2 separate regions of the Homo sapiens genome follow, and region 1 is linked to region 2. Evidence: chromatin contacts called from ENCODE Hi-C or POLR2A ChIA-PET data. All regions are on one chromosome and are shown on one strand. Each heading gives the region's core, a stretch centred on a gene start or an enhancer-like site at or near the end of the contact. The rest is flanking DNA. Distances are from core to core; before and after follow the strand shown.

Region 1 (6,759 bases), core at 1,181-3,680, 1.1 Mb before region 2:
TCAAGGATTAAGCTTTTGTGCTTAAAGAGAAAAGTGCAAAATCTTTGGGAGGAAAAAAGGAAAACAACGACCTGTCAAATTTCTTTTAGCGCCTATGACTAGTGTTAACTGACATGCTCTCAGAGTGCAATAAAAAGCCTGCAAACTGCTGCTAAAAAGATGGTTTGACCTTTTAAAATGGGAACTCCCCCACCCCATATCCATATTAAATAGACGAACCTTGGGAGCTCTAGAGTTTTAGATTAATAAGTGAAATGAGGTTGAATTTCCAGAAAAAGGGTTTCCCTGTAGGCTGCAGACTGGCTAATTAGGGTGTTCTAGACCTACATTGTAACAGCAGGTAGAAGGCAGGCCCTAAACCTTTTAGCTATTGTCGTTGCCACCTGCTCAGAGTCTAGTTCTGAAAGGAGGCGGGTGCGGAGTTATGAAAATTTGGTAAATATAAAAGTCCCGGACGCGACCGCCCGTAGCCTGCGGCCCCTGGCGGTTGAGGAGCCGCGGCGATCCTTGGTCTTCACCGCAGCAGCCAAGCCCGGCGCGCACCAACCGGCGCTGCTGAAAGTTGGAGAGCTCCCAGCTCGCCGATAGAATTCGGCGGTGGGCGCCAGGGGAATCCCTTCCAGTGCCGCAATTAGGAAAGTTTTAAAAAGTAAGGACCCTAGACAGACAAGAGATCCATCCTTTCCTTTAGCATAAGAAACACCCCGCGCCGCGCCAGCCGAACGCTGCTCGCACAAGGCTATCCGCCCTTCTTGGCCGGGACGCACTCGGTGCCTTCCAGCTCCCCACCAGAACTGGTCCAGGGGGCGCGGAAACAGAGAGGCAACTGTGTCCGGCTTGTGGTTCCAGACGGAAACGCCTCCGGGCTCCCTGGCCCGGGGGACAAGGGTTCGAAACTTCAACAGTCGCGAGGGCAAGGACAGAACTACCAACTCCCGCTCGGATGCCCGGGACCTGCTCTTCCAAGCCCGCTCCGGTTTCTCCAAAGGACGCGCGGCACAGCCCATGCGCCCCCGGCACTCCACTCCACTCCTCTATGGTTTCCCCCAAACTCTTCCCGGGGAGCCCCACAAAGCACAGACGGCGCCCTGAAACTCGCCAGGCACTCGCCAGCCATCCCCACCTCCGCCTCTCGAACCCTCCTTGTCGCGTTCTTCCCGCCCCGCACCTTTCTCCTCGCGTTTCTGGGAAGTCAGAAGCAAACCACGAGAAAATGCCTTCGCAAGGAGCCTCCCTACACCCGCCCTGTCACTGAAACAAAAGCGTAGGGAGGAGGGAGGTGGGAGAGGAGGCGGGAGGAAGGTTTAGAAAGACGATGGGGACAGCAGTAGGAAGGAGCTGGGGAGGGGGGTCAAGGTGGCAAGCAGAGCTGGGGGCCCAGAGTCCGCTCCCGTGCCGCGCGGCGAGTCGCTTACATGCCCAGGTCGCTGTAGGTGTTGAAGAACTCCATCTGATTGCACGCCTGAATCCAGCCCACCACCCAGGTCTCGTGGCGGGGGATGGGGGGCATGACCACGCGGGCGGAGGCTTTGAAGTAGGGGGTCTTGTAGCGCAGGACGATGGGCGAGGTCTCCTCGATGCGCGTGGGGCACTGGTCGATGGTGGCGCACACATCGTACACCACGATGTTCTCGCGCCGGATCCGCGCCTTGCAGGTGATGCTTTGGATACAGCCCATCCTGCAGCCCGGTGCCGGCACGGCGCGGCGTGGGGCAGCGCGGGGGCCCGCGCGGGCAGCCGGGGGCGCCCGTCACGCCGGCATGGCGACGCGCCGCTCGCTCCCGGTCAGACTCAGCTCGCACCTAGGAGCGGGGAGCCGCCGGGCATCCTTGGGGAAGCCCCCTCCTCTTGCAGCCGCGCGGGGTCCCCGCTGCCCCGACGTCCGCCCACGCCCGCCCCCTCGCTCCGGCAGGGCGCGCGGAGGGTGCACTCCTAGGAGGCGGCGGGTGCCCTCGCCGGCTCCAGCGCCCGGGCGGAGGGCAGGGAGGGGAGCGGCGCTGCGAGGAATGGTGCCCACCCCGGGCCGGAGCCCCCCGCCCCTCGCCGGAGAGGAGGAGGCGGCAGCGGCGGCGGCATGGAGCCGGGGGAGGGCGGCGGTGGCAGCGCCCGGTCTGTCTGCCTCCGCGGCGGCAGCAGCAGCAGCCGCCGCCGCCGCCGCCGCTGCATGAACCTCTGCACCACGGCTGCCCCCCGCGTGCAGCGCACCCAGCGGCGGGCGAGCGGGCGGCCCAAGAGGCAGGCGGAGGCAGCAGCGGCGGCGGCGGCGACCGGAGCTCCCGCCGGCCCCGCCCCGTAGCCGGACCACACCGACACTCCTCGGCCCGGCTGCCTCGGCCCGGGGGGCGCCAGGAGGCTGTGGCCCGGGGTGGAGAGCCCCAACGGCTGGAGCAGCACAGGACGTGCTCCGCGGAGGAAACTGGCTGTACGCCATGAGTTTTGTCCCTATTCGGCTGCCGTCCGGGTGGGGGGGGGGTAATGTGTAAGGGTGGGGGTGTTTAAAGGGCCGCTAGCGCCGGGGTGGGGCCCCGCACGTGGGGCTGAGGCGGGGCGGGGCCCTGGTAGGTGGTGCCCTGGGGTGGGGGTGGGGGACTAGGGCGGGCCCAAGCGCCACCGGGTGGGTGAGGCCGAGCAGGGCGCGGCGCTGTCCAGAGTCCAGTGGGGAACCCGGTAGCCCAGTAGGGGCTGTAGAGTGAGTGTTTCGGGCAGCAGAAGGGTTAGGGGAACAGCTTTATCAGAGATTGGTCGTTATTCAGAATATAGCTTGTTGGATTAGATTTAGGCTTGAGCCCTTTTAGTATCCTACCTTCAGAAAGGGTGAAGGGCGGGCTCCAGCAGCGTTACTAAATGCAGTGTATTTGCCTCTTTGCCTGACTGGGTTTGTTCTGGAAGCTCTTCTTTCCACCACTGTGTGTAGTGGGGATACCGGAAGAATCCCTCCGTACTCCAGCACTAAGTCTCTCATATGCCAGAGTTTTGGCAGACATTGGGCATTGTGTACAGTATGACCACGGTCATGTGTCTGATACTGCAGTCTAATGTGCCAAACAGGAAGAATATTTAGCAGATGCTTTTACTAGGCATCTTCTTACATTTTTATTTTCAAAGCCAATAGCTTCTAAGTATTTCTTCTGCGATCATTGAACATTTGCTGGATCTGCTGCCCAAGTGTGAAATACTGACTAACAGGCCGCAGGAGGTGCTAGAGTTAGTCTTTAGCTAGGACAGGTGTGACGAGTAATTTAAAAATTGATTGAGATCTAAAAGCACTCTTCATCCTTGTTTTAACTGTTCTGACACCTTGGTTCACTTTATAGTTAACAAAAAAGCAGTTTTTCCCTTTGATGACTCGTCTCTCTCATTTTACCGTGTAGCCACAGACCTCAATCACTGGTCCTTTCATTCAGCAAAGGCTGACTGCCTGCCTGGCAGGAGCCAAACATAGTGCTAGGTACTAGGGATTCAAAGTTGAAAAAGAGCACATGGATCACTGGAGAAAATAAACCTGTTAACAAGTTATTATAGTAAACTGTGACACCTGCTTTAGTGGGGTTGTGTATCCAGTGCCGTGGAAGGCCAGACATGTAAATCTCTGGCCACATGTAAATCCCTCAGTGGTCAGAGAGCCACTCAGTGGCTCTCTGGCCACTGAGAGATTTACGTGTGACTTTGCTCAAGTAGTGACATTTAAATTGAATACTGACAGACTGTAGAGTCTCACTGAAAAGAGAAAGGTGAATGAGTAGTACAGGACCAGCATTTGGCAAATGCAAAATGCATAGAGATATGAAAGAACTCATCCTGTACTGAGGGGGAGAAACAACTCACAGTCAAGGCATTTCTCAAGGTGTTATGTGTCGACCATGGGCATCAGAATCACTGTCCAAGAATCAATTGGTTGTTGATAGACCATATCTTTTTTCTTTTTAAAATTAAGACTACAGACTTTATTTTGATTTTACTAGTTTTTCCACTAATGTCTTTTTTTCTCTAGAATCTAATCCAAGATATGATGTTGCATTTAGTCATTACATCTCCTTATTCTTCTCAATCTGTGACAGCTTCTCAGTCTTTCTCTGTTTTTCATGACCTTGACATTTTTAAAGAGGACTGGTCAGATATTCTGTAGAATTGTTCCTCATTTGCATTTATCTGATGTTTCCTCATGATTAGACCAGGGTTTTGGATTTGGGGGATGAATACCATGAAGATGAAGTGCCTTCTCATTGCATTATGTCAGGGGTACATGATAGCAATATGACTTTTTACTGGTGTTATTAACCTTGATCACTGGGTTTGGTGAATAATTTTTTTAACTTTTAGGTTCAGAGGTACAGGTGCAGGTTTGTTATATAGGTAAATTGCATGTCATAGGGGTTTGTTGGACAGATTATTTTATCACCCTGGTAATGAGGATAGTACCCAATAGGTATTTTTTTTTTATCCTCTGCCTCCTCCTACCCTTCACCCTCTAGTAGGGCCCAGTGTCTTCTCTTGATAGGACCTTATCTTAAACTTCAGTGGAAGCCAATGAAGGCAAGCCATGCATTTTGAGAAAAATTACTCTGCATCCATATAGAGAATAGAGGAGGCAGCGTTTCAGAATATTGTGATGACAGATACTTTGACCCTCGGCTAGCTTGGGGCAGTGCTGTGGGGCTGGAGAGGCCTGGCTGCATTTGCATTTAAGAATCACTTAGGAGGTAAATGTATTTACTTGGTAACTGAACAAGGTGATAGAAGGGGAAGCAGCTTGGGACTGTGGGTGATGTCATGTTAAGTTCGAGGTTCTTGGAGGTATTTGGGGGGCAGGGTGGGGTCAGAGTTTGAGTTTCAGTGGTTATTAGGTTCCAGGCAATAGACCAAAAGGAAAGCATTTCATTGGGGAATGTAGTTATGTTTCTTAATTTGAGTTGCTTGTCAGGCTGCAGTTTTGTGGATAAATAACTCCTTTGTCTTCTGGTGACACATGTTAAACCTTCATAAACGGGGAGGGGAATGGCAGCCTTTCCCAAAATATAGGGAAATCACATAAGGAAGAATATCTTATTTTTCAAACTTAAAATAAGATTTTGTTATATTTAGTAAAGCCAATAAAATGTAACATTATTCATGGACTTGGACCCTTGACATTCTCAGAGGGTTCATCCATGACCTTGGTGAGTCTCCAAAATCATGAATGTCATCATGGCATATAATTTCCACCATAAAGTACGGTAAAGTGTAGCTGAAAAATGTAAAGAATCTTTTTAGACTCTTAATGGTTCTATGAATATGGGGCCAAAGTAATTTCTAAAGCTACTTAAATAAATTTTGCCATTAAAATAAACTTCTTACTTCATTACCTTATATCTTTACCTTATTAACGCCCTATTTCCCTGACTCTGTGAAGAAAAAATTGATCACAGTATGAGAATTATTGTGCGGATGTCGATGAGAAAGTAAGGAGAGCTAAGTGGTACTGGGACACAAATGCCAGTGTTAGGAGTGGTCATTCACTAGCTGAGTGGCTGGCAAGTACACTCTGGCCTCCTGGCAGCCCCATTCAAATTTGTGTCTCAGCAAATTACCTCATGACAGGGACCTTTTGGATTACTCACTGGGGGTTTTTATCATTCATGCATATTCAGTCTGCAAATGCCAATGCAGGGCTATCTGTAGCTCAAATGAAATCCCCAGAATTTGCAACAGTTTCTCTGTGCTGCTCTTCTAAGTTTCTCTTTCTGTCTCCTCATGGTAAGTCCCTTGCTTCTATTAACACCTTTAAAGCTGTTTCACAGTTCCTTGCTCACACTTGTCTCTCCCAATAAGCTGTTCACTCCTCAAGAGAATGCACCATCGTGCCCTGTTGCCCAGCCTAGTGCGTGGCACCTAGGTGCTGCTCAATAAACATTTGAATGACTAAAAGTATTCTTAAAAATCCAATACAACATTTCCCATACATCATATTTAGTAGAATGCCAATAAAATGTAACATGATTCACAGACATGGACCCTTGACATTCCCTATAAGCTTCCCTATAAGCTCTGTCTCAATACCTGCAGCAAGCATATGTTTTTATTCTAATTCTTTCTGCACTGTACCTCTTTGTCCCCCCACTCTTTTCTTAATGTGGCTCCTTGATGTTAAGTGATGCCCTTTGTCTTCGAGCACTATACATGATCTCAAGGGTTATCAGTTCTAGACACCACGAAAATGGGAAAGCTCCAATGACAAGACCTTGACAACAATCATTCCTTGTGAATAACTTCATTGGAGTTCATTCTCAGGGCACAGAACAAATGATCCTTTGTACTTCAAGCTTCTGATGTTCTTGGGCATGACAGAGCTCCTCAGTTCCCTGAGTTAGAGCTGTGCTGTGCACTCTCCAGGATGTTGGCCTCTGTGTCCCCTTTACAATCCACTCCTTTAGCTGTAGATGACTCGGTCCTTCCAGAAGCAGGGTGATCTCTGACTTTATTTTTCCTCTTGATTGACTCATTACTCAATTTGTCAAGTGAGCTTTTTAGAAACTCTGGGTCACAAGGGCCTATTTTCTAGTTGACCTTGGCAAGGGTTTTCAGAGACTATAGAACAGACTACCAAGAGATGTTGAGGAATTGCCTCTGGAGCTGTTAAAAACAGACATGGATTTCCGTCTCACTTAGATGGCCCAAAGACAGGCAAGAGGTTAGCCTCAGGCCCAAGACTGCAGGATTGAGGAAACAGCTCCTTCTTGATTGTGAGCTCTCCCTACCACTACTTCAGAGCCAGGGTTACTA
Region 2 (6,805 bases), core at 3,111-5,610:
GTCTGGATTCCCCAGTCTTTAACAAAACCATGTGGTAGCACCAAGAGTTAACTCCAGTACAAGGAAGGCTGTGCCAGTCCCAGTCCTGTGCTTCCCTCTGCCTGTGGAGAAGGTCTGATCTGCTAATTGCTCCTAACAGGGTGTGGTCTTTTGAGAAAAATGGCACTTCAAGGCCCAAGAACACTGCAGGTATTTCAGTCTTCACATCTGCATTCTGGGCAGCAGGAAGACAAAAAAAGGAGGAAGAATAAACTTGCTTGTTTTATTTTTTTGAGACAGAGTCTTGCTCTGTCGCCCAGGTTGGACTGCAGTGGTGAGATTAAGGCTCACTGCAGTCTTAACCTTCCAGGCTCAAGTGATCCTCCCACCTAAGCCTCTCAAGTAGCTGGGACTACAGGCATGTGCCACCACATCCAGCTAATTTTTATATTTTCTGTAGAGTCACAGTCTCATATGTTGTCAGGGCTGGCCCTGAACTCCTGGCCTCAAGCAATCCTCCCGCCTCGGCCTCCCAAAACTTGCTTCTTGAAAAAGCATTCCCAGAAATCCCACCAAATTAACTCTTTATAATTCAATAGTCAAAATTTTGTCACACATGGCCACACCTAGCTGCAAGGGAGCCTGTGTGTTGCACTTTAGCAAGACAGATGGAACACATTCCTGTTGACACTTTAGGGCTGTTACTAAGGAACATTCATCCAGTAATGGTAACAGCTAGGCAGAAGTAACCACCACTCCCCTGCACTACTGTGCCATGTGTGTATTTTACTATATGTACAGATTTGTGTTACCACTACCATACTCAGGATACAGAACAACTCCATTAACCACCCCCCTCCTCCAAACTTCCCTTGTGCCTATCCCTTATAATCACATCTTCCCCTGTAACTATCTCCTGGCAAACACTGATCTGTTTTCCATCACTATAGTTTTGTTATCTCATTAATGTCATACAGATGGAACCATATAGTACATGGTATATAACCTTTTGAGACTGGCCTCTTTCAGTCAGCATAATGCCTTTGAGATTCATTGAAGTTGTTGTATATGATAGTAGTTCATTCTTTTCAATTGCTGAGTAGTATTCCATGGTATGAATGTTTTATTCATTCATATGAAAAACATTTGAATTGTTTCTACTTTTTGGCAATTATAATAGTTGCTATTTGTTTCTAAGTGAAGTTAAGTTCTCATCCACATATACCTTTTTATTTGTATTTATTTATTAAAATCATTTTTTTGAGACAGAGTCTCACTCTGTCACCCAGGTAGGAGTGCAGTGGCACCATCATAGCTCACTGCAGCCTCGAACTCCTGCCCTCAAGCAGTCCTCATCCCTCACCTCAGCCTCCCAAGGAGCTAAGGAGCTGGGACCATAGGTGTGTGCCACCACACCCACCTTAACTTTTGGCTTTTTGTAGAGACAGGGACTGTGTTGCCCAGGTTGGTCTTGAACTCCTGGTGTCAAGCAATCCTCCTGCCTCAGTCTTCCAAAGTGGTAGGATTTTAGGTGCAACTACTGCACCTGGCCTACATTTTTATTATGACATTATATACAAGGACATTGTTTGTTAATGTGTTGTTCCCTTCCTATACTGAACTATATGTACCCATATGGTTTAATCTGTGACCCCACCAAATCTCATGTCAAATTATAATCCCCAATTTTGGTTGTGGGGCCTGGAGGGAGGTGATTGGATCATGGGGGTGGATTTCCCCCTTGCTGTTCTGGTGACAGTGAGTTCTCATGAGATCTGGTTAAGTGTGTATCTCACAGCTTGTGGAACTGTGAGCTAATTACACCTCTTTGTAAATTACCCCATCTCAGGTATTTCTTTATAGCAGTGGAAGAACAGACTAATACAGAGGTGTCTGGATCATTGGGGTAGATTTCTCATGAATGGTTTAGCACCATCGCCTTGGTGCTGTCCTCATGACAGTGAGTTCTTGTAAAAGTGTGTGGCACCTGCCCCCCTACCCTTTCTCTTGCTCCTGTTCTCCTGTGTGATGTACAAGCTCCTGCTTGGCCTTCACCACGACTGTAAGCTTCCAGAGTCTTCCCCAGAAACATAGTCCTTCCCAGTGCTATGCTTCCTGTATAGCCTACAGACCCATGAGTCAATTAAACCTCTTTTCTTGTAAGTTACCAAGTGTCAGGTATTTCTTTATAGCAATGCACGAACAGTCTAATACATGTACCTCCAAGATTTTGCCTGACCCAAAGCAAATAACTTAGTGTAGTGGTTAAGAGTACGGTCCCTTGCCTGTGTTTGAATTTTAGCTCTAACACTTAATAGTGGTGTGACACTGGGCAAGTTACTTGACATCTCTATGCCTCAATCTTCCCATCCTAGATAACTGGGATAAAGAGTTTCTACCTCCCAGGGTATTGTAAGGGTTTTTTTTTTTCTTTTTTAAAGTGATATATGTGAGTTTGCTGAGGTTAAAGTAGTGTCTTACACATTTTCCTATCTTTAGCACCTAGTAAGTTCATGAGAATGCAGATGTTTACAATTTTTTATTGAATAAATGACATTAATTTTACAAATAATCCTAACATACATAACTGTATATTCACTATTTTTCTTCAACAAATATGAACACCTACTATGCCCAGGCATTGTGCTAGGCACTGGGGACAGCTGGAAACATAAATAACTCATTAGGAGGAAAATGAAACTTTGATACAGTCTATTTTAAGCTATTTTTGTTCTCACAGAACTATCCTTCCTTAAATAAAAATCCTTTCCATGAAAATTTCCTTTTATAGAAGTGAAACAGTAAAGAATGCATAACACATACACTAGCTTCAATGACTTTCCGAAGGTCATATTAATATACTTTTTGAACCAAAGAGCAAAACTAGGATTAAATAGAAGACAGGAAATTAAATGAGGGTATTTGAGCTCTTTTTCTTAATGGAGATGATTTCAAATTTGTGGTCCCCAGAGCAGGGGCATGTACTTAACTATTTCCAATAAGGTTGTCAATTCTGAGACTTCCCTTACAGTAATGCTGGTGAAAATAACTTAGGCCATATTTCCAGATTAACTAGTTAAATATTTCATTTCCTTAAGTGTGCTGGTTGGCGTGGCTCTAAATAATTAGATTACAGGGCGGTCTAATTATTTGGTTCAAACAGTCATGCACACACCCTAAGGCTTAATTACCACGAACAAATCAATCCCACCCCCAAATCGTTGCCTGTCACTGACAATAGCTTTAACTGTACTTGCACAGTTAAAGGAGTCCAACGAGCATTCTAGGACTGATGATTAAAACTTTACCCATTAAAATAATTGCACTCACTTGGAAATCAGTTTTGTTTTTAATTGTAGAACCAGCAGTTCTACCCAATTTAAACTTCAGTCATATCTCTCAAGACAGATTAACTAGAGCTGATTTTTTTTAAACTTTGCTTACCATGAAATACACCTTTCTATTCTTAAAAAACAAACAAACAAACAAAAATAGGGCTTTAAAAATTCGTAAAATAATTAGACCTGGGACTTTGTCCAGGGAATTTCGCCATTTAAGATAAAGAAAACTCAGCAACATTATGTCTAGTTACCAAGAAAGATATGTGCAACGCGAAACCTTTCCCCAATACCATATTTACTCTGAGAAACACAGCAAAATAAAATTCACGATGAAGTTACGATTTCGACATTTTTATTAGTCATCAGCTTACTGCTAGGTTTTAAAAGGTGTTCCAAGGCGGGAAGAAGGCGCGGGGGGAAGCCTCAGAATATGGGGTCTGTTTCGATTGGGGGGAGCGGCGTTAGAGGGGCGTGAAGGCAGAAAGGAAGGGTAGGGCGGAAATTAGCGACTTAATAAGACGCCTAGCTCCCGAGGAAGCCAGCCTGGCGTTAGAAGCAAGTAGAGCAGAAGAGATTTAGGGCTAATTAAAACAATCACACGACACTCCCCCTCGCGTTTGCCGGGGCCGGGTCTCCTGCACTAGCAGAGCCGGGGGCGGGGATTAGCTCGGATTCAAATTTAAAGCGGGAGGCCCGCGTGTGGCTCAGCAGGTGCCTCATGCCCGGCTCCCGTGGCGGTCGTTTCCGCCCCTACCTGCCCAGAGGGCCGGAAATTACCTAGCGAGGAGCGGCTTATCCATTGTTGCCAATGTTTCAACTGCGCGGAAACCCTGAAGAAAGTGCGGAGCACAGGGCACGCGGGCCGCTCACTGCCCTTCCACGCGCCCCCACGTTTCTGGCCGCTGCGCTCCTTGCCGTGCTTTTACAATGCCACAGGCCACTGGGGGAGACCGGAGCGAAGCCAGGAGGGAAGCAAGGCGGGAGGAAAAGGGAGAAGTGTAAGAAGACACAGGCGCCCGGGATACTATATAATCTGGTTCTGAGCTAGAGGGAGCGCATGCGCCGGCGACACTTCTGGCGGCAGGAGAAAGGCGCGCATGCGCAGAGCCGAGACGAAAAATGAAGCCACAGGGTGCCTGGCTGATTGAGGGCGCTGCTTTAGCTACCGAAGGGCCACAGCGCCCCGAAGGCGCGTGCGCAGAGCGCGGGAAGGGGGTGGAGCTCTTCTGAGGGGGCCGGGGCGAACAGAGCCGGCCTCGCGCGCCCCCTGGCGCGCGCCCGGGGAGAGGAAGGAGCGGGAGGGGGCGGAGAGGAGGGAGGAGGCAAGCAGGGCGGGAGGGGGGAGGGGAGCCAGAGCGAGGGAGGGTTTATCGACCGGGCGATTTTGGTTAAAATATTCAAAATGGCGGACGGAGGAGCAGCGAGTCAAGATGAGAGTTCAGCCGCGGCGGCAGCAGCAGCAGGTAATCATTACAGCATTTTACATATTCATATTCATACTCAACCCCGGCTCCCGCTGCCCCCCCCCGCGACTTAGCATAATTTATTAGTACTCAGGATTATTATAATTAACGGCGGGGAGATGGGGGGCCGGGGAGCATTGAGCCCCCGCCGGGCGCTGAGCGGAGGGGGAAAGAGGCTCGGAGCGGCCAGGCGGAGGGGGAAGACAAGGGGCAAAGGGGGCTGCGATCCACTGCCCTCCTCCTGCACCCGGCCCACCCCGCCGCCGCTCGCCGTCTGCCCGTCGGCACCGGCCCTCCTCCTCTGCCGGCCGCCGCTGCCGCCTCCTCGCCGCCGTGCCCGAACCCGAGCGGGTCCGCGGCGGGGCGGCGGGGCCGGGGCAGAGGGAGAGGACAATAAAGACATTTTACATATTCATAGCTGCTGGGCCGGCGGGGCGCAGTAGGGCGCGGGCGGGCGGCCGGGGCCGGGCGGGCGCGGGGTGGGGGGCGTGAAGGGGGATGGAGGCGGCGGCGAGCACAATGCCGGGGAGGCGGCGGGGCCGGAGCGGACCCCGGCGGCCGGACACCCGCACGCGTCTTCCCCCGGGAGCGGGCCCGGGCGGGGGGGCGCTGCCCGCCTTGGGGGGCGGCCCTCAGGGCAACCGGGGGTGCGCGCGGGGAGAGCTCCCTGCCCGCGCCCCGCGCGGGGCTGAGCCCGGGGGTCACGGCCCCAGGCACTTCGGCCTCGCCCCACTGGTCCCCAATGTGGTGGCCTGACCCAAGCCAGGCCTGCTCTCTAGGTGGGTAGGGGTGAGCGGTCGTGGGCGCTGCGAGGTGGCCTGGGGCGGCGGGGGTGGGGAACCCGCGCAGGGGTCTGCGTGCCCCCCCTGGGGGGTGGACTGGATTGGAAGGAGTCCTTGGGGCAAGTTCCTTCCGAGGGGATGTCCTCTGGGGCGGCCCGCGCGCCCCCGGCCGGCGGTCGGCAGCCCCTTTGCGTTGTCGGCCGGGGCTTCGCGGGCGAGTTGGGCTGGAGGTGCCTGGCGTGGTCTGACCTCCGTCTCCCTTTGCCCCTCCCCGCTGCCCCCCCTCCGTTCCCCCCACCCCCTGCGCCTGACCGGGACGCACGGGGCGGGTGGCCCTCCGGGGCCTCTCGCTCCGAGGCCCCAGAAGCGCCCAGAGGCCTCCCGAGAACTTGGATGTAAAGGGCTGCCCTCCTGCCCCAGAATGGGCTGGCCTGACAAGTTGATCGTATTCTCGATTTCCTCTCTCCTGTTGGGAGTCGGTGGGGAGGGACGGGGATCCCCCTCCCTTCTTCTGTGGCGGTGTTTTCTCGCTGTGTGCTGGGTCGTCTTTACTCTCTGCTTAGCTGAACCTCTTCTCATTTGAATAATGTCTAATTCGGGGAGGTTTATATTATTGAAATGGCCGCCTGGCTTTCCCCGCCTCTCATGTTTAGTAATTCAGACCTTTAATAACAGCCACTCACAGCCCAACGCCGTGTTTATATTTTACATTCGCCCCATGTGCTTTTGTGGTTCGATATGATTTTTTTTTTCCTTGGCAATCCGCAGGGCTCTGAGATCAAACCCAGGCCGTGCTGGGAAGAGAGGGGGGAAGCTGGGCCTTGGCTTCTCTAGCAGTTGCCTAGGCCTCATGTTCTCTGCTGCTTGATTTATTTACTAATAACCAAAATGACTACCTCCACCAACTTCCACACACTTTCCCCTCCTCTGCGGGCAAAACAAACTCTCTTGGGGCTTTACTAGCATTAAAACAGGTCCTAGCTAAGTATCAACTCTGTGATGGTTTGTTTTCTCTTAAAAAGACTTTCTTATACTTTGCAGTAGTATTGGGCCTAGGGGGAAAAATCTGTCCTGTATTTTATTTTCAGAGCCTATGAAATCTATTTTGGTTTAATCCAAATCACTTTGTTTTGGGGATGGGTACCCCGGTTGCTCCCCACCCCCATGTTAAATACTTTAAGGCTTTGTAAAGGTCTGTAGTATTTGTAAAACTGACACTTTTTTTTTCCTCTAGGAGTTG

Evidence for each region. Hi-C counts contacts between places; a loop is a spot of excess contacts on that map. ChIA-PET counts read pairs that join two places held with the same protein, here RNA polymerase II (POLR2A). Pooled maps may share reads with other maps.
Region 1: a map with no recorded cell type shows a loop between it and region 2 (17-fold over the local background). The contact joins the promoter of FAM78B here to the promoter of POU2F1-DT in region 2. A Hi-C loop is called at or near these places in 8 of 37 single-sample maps with no recorded cell type and 8 of 50 pooled maps. POLR2A ChIA-PET finds 5 or more read pairs at or near these places in 2 of 52 experiments (activated CD4-positive, alpha-beta memory T cell and activated T-cell).

The regions. Positions count from the first base shown.
Region 1 is chr1:166,164,571-166,171,329 of GRCh38, forward strand. FAM78B (family with sequence similarity 78 member B) reads right to left here and starts at 2,431. Exons shown (of 2, transcript NM_001017961.5): 1 at 1,416-2,431. The coding sequence starts at 1,678. It overlaps LOC112268276 (a long non-coding RNA gene), which reads left to right and starts at 1,307. Exons shown (of 3, transcript XR_002958633.2): 1 at 1,307-1,484. RefSeq lists enhancers at 1,298-2,200, 1,372-1,541, 1,642-1,691, 5,606-5,685 and silencers at 2,082-2,141, 2,182-2,671, 4,706-4,765.
Region 2 is chr1:167,216,176-167,222,980 of GRCh38, forward strand. It overlaps POU2F1-DT (POU2F1 divergent transcript), which reads right to left and starts at 4,361. Exons shown (of 1, transcript NR_185889.1): 1 at 3,656-4,361. It overlaps POU2F1 (POU class 2 homeobox 1), which reads left to right and starts at 4,711. Exons shown (of 16, transcript NM_002697.4): 1 at 4,711-4,783. The coding sequence starts at 4,723. RefSeq lists enhancers at 4,294-4,403, 5,934-6,113 and silencers at 4,584-4,683, 5,034-5,183, 5,404-5,683, 5,694-5,873.